Linked DNA regions of Homo sapiens: region 2 is linked to region 1. A link is a contact called in ENCODE Hi-C or POLR2A ChIA-PET data. All regions are on one chromosome and are shown on one strand. The core of a region is the stretch at or near the end of the contact, and the rest is flanking DNA. Distances in the headings are between cores, read along the strand shown. Region 1 holds the start of LINC01625 (long intergenic non-protein coding RNA 1625). Region 2 overlaps LOC107986651 (a long non-coding RNA gene).

Region 1 (2,700 bases), core at 91-2,590:
GCCTTCCCAGCCTGCCTATGGTTAGGAGCCGTTTAAAAAGTTGCACTCATTCTAGTTACACCCTGCCACACCTCCAAGCCTGTGGATGATTTCGTCTGAGTTCCCAGCAGTCTTAAAGCTTTGCCAACAGCAGACGGAGGTATCACGCTGAGCTCTGTGGAGAGAAAGCTTTGCACTGTGCAAGTGACCCATTTGGCACCAGAGAGGGGGAGGGGAAGAGAAATCCTGATGGGCTCCAGGGACTCCTCATCCATCTACTTCTCCCCGGGATCCTCTCCTGGAGGGCTCTTGCAAACACAGTTGCCCCGCCACGGTGGAGGATCATCAACAGAAACCCACGAAACAAGGCCATGCCCCGTGGCACTCTGAGTCAGTCCCGTAGCGTGATTTACCAGCTCTCTGAAAAAAGAAATCTGCTAGGACCTGGGCTGGAACCGTAAGATGTAAAGATGTCAAGTTGAAAAACCTAGGGTGGGCCCAAACCTCCAACTCCCCAGCCCCGATTCCCACCCTGGGAAAATCATTCCAGTGTAAACATTTCTTTTTACATTTAGTATATCTGTGCAAGAAAAACTACTTTATTACTCAACATTAATAACATTCACTTTGAACCTTAATTCTGAAAACCACAGAATTTTTTAAATGCTGTAAATAGCTGACACGGGTGTTCTTCCCTTGCTTTCAAAGGAATTGTTTTTGTAATTACTGAGCAGGGTGAAGCTGAATTTCCCCTGCAGTAAACAGGAGAGTGTGTAATGAGATATCTTAACTAAAAACATTAATCATATTCAGATTAATTAATAATAGAAAACTTTCAGGACATTCTTAATGCTTTAAAAACAAAAAAGCTTTTATTTTTTGAAGTTGTTAGGTCTCCATTCTAGTTCTGAGTACAAATAAATGCCTGACATATGGTCTAAGCCAAATTCCAAAATGTAGCAAAAACAGTGCCTGCATATTTGGCAGGAATTTAAACCAGTTCAGGTCAGTGTCTCTTTCTGCCCAAAGAAGAGTTTCTGCATTTGCACTGAGCTAGGAAAATAACACAGGAAAACATGGGGAACAACACGGAATATTGTAAGCTCCAGTACCCGGCTGGCCAAAGAATAATGTTTGGGGCAACTCTGAAATTACCGCCCAGGCTGCAGTTTGGGTTTGCATAACGTCTTGGAGGACTGTGAGCAAGACAGAAAGTACCGATTGCATTGTTGTAAGGAAATTGCCTTCCCCCTTCTAAAGCTCTCACCTTGCAAATCACCCCCTCTTAGCAAAAGCACATCTTACTTGTTAACTCTTCCCCTGCTACTAACCTTTTCAATCATCCCCCTTCATCATTGCAGAATGGCCTTTGGAACAAAGCAGCATTTTAAAGCCTTTCCCACTAAAAGTTTGCCCCTCCCCCCCTTTAAAGAGGCAGTGTGGGGGTAATTTTCTTTCTTCCTTTCTTTTTTTGTGTTTTTTTTTTGTTTTTTTTTGTTGTTGTTTTTTAAATTTGTTTTTCTGCAGTGTACTCTTGTGAGGTTGTCATTGTTTGGGGGTTGATGGATATTTCTTCAGAGATACCATCATATCGCTTGTTATTGTAACACTTATTGGTGATAAAGTTCAGACTAAAAATTAAGCAGCTGCAATGTAGCAGCACAAATTAGTTTAATGTAAGCAGTCAGGAGCAGCTGGCTGGCTCAGGACTTGAATTTAGCTGTGGGGGGAAGGGTTCTGTGACGCTGATGTGTTTTTTTCCTCTACATAAACATTTTTGGCTGTTGCAGCTTTTGTGCTGATCATGTGACAGTGTCCCTAGGCAGATAATTTATTTCTGTGGCTTTCATGAGCAATCATTAACCTTCAGACACCCAGTTTGCTTTTGCTTTGTGGCATTTATTATTATTATTTTATTATTATTATTATTATTTTTCGTATACTAACTAGTTTAATTCAGAAAGTGTCAGGAGAAAATTACAACCAATTTACGATAGACTGCAATGCATAATACTTATGTTTCCATTAAAGCAGACCTTGCTTATAAGACCATTCTCATAGCTTTGAGGGTGTTTGTGAATCAGGATAATTATTTTCAGTGTGTCTGTCGTTAGGATGCTCCTTTAGTATCCTCTTCTGATTGCCAGGCCTCTGCAAGCTGGCCTTGGAGAAACTCAATTTGGAGATCAACCTTTGGCAGTCTTCGTCTACTCGCTAGGAGGCTGGAACCCCAGAGGGGTTAGAAATTGGGCTTCTGGAGACAGGCACTACTTCGGTCCCTTCTTCCTTCAACAACTGACACGCCAGCCTTCAGTAAACAGTGTGGCCATTTGTAGTGAATAACTGGAGCTGGAATATATTGGGGTTGAAAAACAAAGGAAATTAGAAACAGTGTCCTGCATAAATCAGAAGGGGGTGGGGGACAGAAAAGTATCATTTCTGACATCTACTAATCATGCTGACCTGTTTTCTGAATTTATCTGTTTTGTCCTTCTCAGATCTGTTTGTGTTGCTCAGCCATTTCTGCCAACCAGTAATTCAGGAGTGAAATGCACAGGGTCACTCTTTGGTGTCTATCATACATGATATCTTCAGACACTTTCAGAATGCCGATTATCTCGTGGGTATTGTGTGGGCCCTGTTAGATATTCATTTATTCATTCTCTCATGGTGCAGGGTTGGTAGGGGGAGCACTCGGGACTACTTGCACAGAGGGATTTG
Region 2 (2,834 bases), core at 86-2,585, 38 kb before region 1:
ATAGTTAATAAATGTAAATGTGACCAATTCATCATTGTCATGTGTTTTCAAATTCTGAATATTTATGTTTTATTGTAGAGGGTGTATTTTTTGTCAGAAAATTATAAGACTAGAGGGAAAGACTAGTAACCAAATATAATTTTTCAAAAGCATAAATTTTATTCTCTAACAAGGCACATCAGAAAATACCATGAAAATTTCCTCATATTTTATAAAATTTATGAATATATAAAATACTGATGAGCTAAATGGATCTATTTTGTATTGATGAACATGATTTTATGTATTATCATAATAATAAAAATTAGATGAATTTAAAAGTCAATTGCTTGGAGGTTAGCAAAATATTGAAATGACTGAAGTTGAAGATTTATTACCACTTAACATACACTTATTTAATACCAAATATTTCACTGTGGAGGAATAGCTGAGAAACCAAATGTATTGACTAGAGTTTATATGAATGTTTCAATATAGCTGCTCTTACTTGATTATGTATTTTAAAATTTTGTTATTATTTTTTATTTATAAAATAGAGACAGGGTCTCATGTTGCCCATGCTGGTCTCGAACTCCCTGGCTCAAACGATCCTCCCGCCTCTGCCTTCCAAAGTGCTGAGATTACAGGAGTGAGCCACTGTGCCTGGCCAATTATATATTTTTAATGCCTAGTAAAAATCCATTATAAGGTACATTTTTGGCATTACCAATTAACTTGGGTGGGAAAATGTGTGATCCACAGCAGGGCAAGATTTCTATTTTAAAATAAAAGCAGATACAGTCAAATGAACCTTACTGGAACGAATAGGAATGATATTATTATGATATTCTGCATCCACATGGCAAGAGATGACACCATTTTCTGAATTTACTTCAGATAAATATCCCGCAGTGGAATCAGCCTTCCCAGGGACCTCCCTGGACTCTGAGAAGTGATTAAAGGGACTGTGCGGCAGTCATGGGGATGCAAGCAGCTGTGGCCATCAAACTGGTTCTAACAGGTCAGTCCTGATGAGAACTCCATGGTGGGGAAAATAAATCCTCTAAATTCCTGATGGGAGGCCTTTGACTTTTAATGTGACAAGTGATTAGTCAGGTGTATGTGAATAATCATTATACAGGAAACAACAACAGCAAAACAAAACCCAACCCAACTCACCAATGCAAAAAATGTCATGTTTTCAAAGTAATGATGTCCAGCCTGCCTTTTGCAAAGGGAAGAAGCACAGGAGCGGGTTTTACCAAGACAACACTGTGTTCTTATTCCACCAAGTGGAAGAAATAAAAGTAAGGAATTTTCTGGCCCACATCCAATCACTCAACCTCTGTTGACTGGGTCCAGATCTGCAGATGCCTCAGGCCACAGAGGTATTTGGCTGGACTCCACGTCTGTGTAGAAGGACAAAAGTCTTGCTATTTGCAGATTGTGTGGGTAGCAGGAGTCATGACGATGATGATGATGATGACGATCATGATCATGCTTTTAGTTGAGTGTTCTCTGACATTTTGATAGCTATTTGCACATAATTTTTAATCTAAGGATCCCAGGTAGATCTGCTAGTGGGGCTTCCAGGGGCTGTCTTGTCTCTGAGAGAATGTCCTTGGTGTCAGTTGCCTCCACCTGCCCTGGGCCATGCCCAGGCTGAAGGCCAGCAGCCAGCATTTTGCTTAGGTGTGAGGCTGTTGCATAGCAACTTTCTGTTCAAATATGCTAAAAATGGATTCTTATCCTTTTTCCAATCTTCTGTAAGACAGTCCCCATGTAGGACGCTATATTAGCACAGTGCCCAGCCTGCCCGAGTAGCTGGATAGGTACTCTGTAAATGCTTGGCTGCTGCTTCTTGTCGATGAATACATGAATGACTTCTTCATGCAAAGAGCAGCTTGCTACTTTTATCTTTCTCTCTGTCTCTCTCCTTTTTTTTGGAGGGCAACAGAGAGGATTAGGAATTTGGAAAACTCCTTAGTACATTACTGGTAGTTGCTTTTAATTCAATAGAAGACATGATCATTAGTATAATTTCAAATAGTTCCCAACTCCAATCCTTCATTTCTTCTTGTTTCTGTAAGGATCTCCTATTTAGTTGACTTCTCCATTCCTACATTTAGACATGAGAATGAGACCCTTAAGCAAGTCTTCTGGAAATTCCAGAACCTTGAGATTTGGTGCCAAGCCTAGGATTAAATTGAATTTAGAATGATTATAGCTGTTGTTTCTACAAACTCATTCCGGGGAGAGAAATGGAGACATCTATTGTGTACCTTTGTACTGGGTCATCTTAGTTAAACTCCATTTCTCGTAATCCCTTTCATTGTGGCTCCAGGTTACATTTAGGCACAAAAAAGATTTGAACAAGATCTGGAAGGAGAAAGTGAAGCAGCAGCCATATTTCACCCACTGAAGGTGGATGTAGAACTGCAGGTGCAGTGGCAGATTATGCAAACTGATGACGGTCATGAGTTCACATTGTGGACCACCCAGGCCACAGCTCCTCCAGCAACCACGGATCTTCCTTTGGCTTCTCTGAATCTCTAGCCTGATATATGCACAGCTCCATGGTAAAGTGTGTTGGCTTTACCATGCAGATTTCCTTGTCACTGATGCTGAAGCGGATGAAAGACAGACGTGAATTCCAATTTGTCCTCATGGGTTCCAGTTTATTCTCTCTCTTTCTCCTTTTTTTTTTTTTTTTTCCTGATAAGGAGTCTCGCTCTGTCGCCCATGCTGGAGTGCAGTGATGCGATTCCGGCTCACTGCAACCTCTGCCTCCCGGGTTCAAGTGATTCTCGTGCCTCAGCCTCCTGAGTAGCTGGGATTACAGGTGCATGCCACCA

Evidence for each region. A loop is a pair of places that touch in the nucleus more often than their neighbours do. ChIA-PET counts read pairs that join two places held with the same protein, here RNA polymerase II (POLR2A). Pooled maps may share reads with other maps.
Region 2: a loop to region 1 is called in a map with no recorded cell type, with 5 times the contacts of the local background. The contact joins the enhancer-like site here to the promoter of LINC01625 in region 1. A Hi-C loop is called at or near these places in 2 of 168 maps with a recorded cell type or tissue (K562 and endothelial cell of hepatic sinusoid), 4 of 37 single-sample maps with no recorded cell type and 4 of 50 pooled maps. POLR2A ChIA-PET finds 5 or more read pairs at or near these places in 5 of 52 experiments (BJ, CD4-positive, alpha-beta T cell, K562 and 2 more).

The regions. Positions count from the first base shown.
Region 1 is chr6:139,473,256-139,475,955 of GRCh38, forward strand. LINC01625 (long intergenic non-protein coding RNA 1625) reads right to left here and starts at 1,341. Exons shown (of 4, transcript NR_033919.1): 1 at 1,311-1,341. RefSeq lists an enhancer at 1-230.
Region 2 is chr6:139,435,461-139,438,294 of GRCh38, forward strand. LOC107986651 (a long non-coding RNA gene) reads left to right here. Exons shown (of 6, transcript XR_001744382.1): 4 at 877-1,000. Among named protein-coding and RNA genes, the nearest start is that of LINC01625, 38 kb to the right of the region's middle. Within about 2 kb of position 1,336, at least 3 of the 41 ENCODE cell types and tissues checked have a DNase peak (open chromatin) inside an H3K27ac peak, as active enhancers do.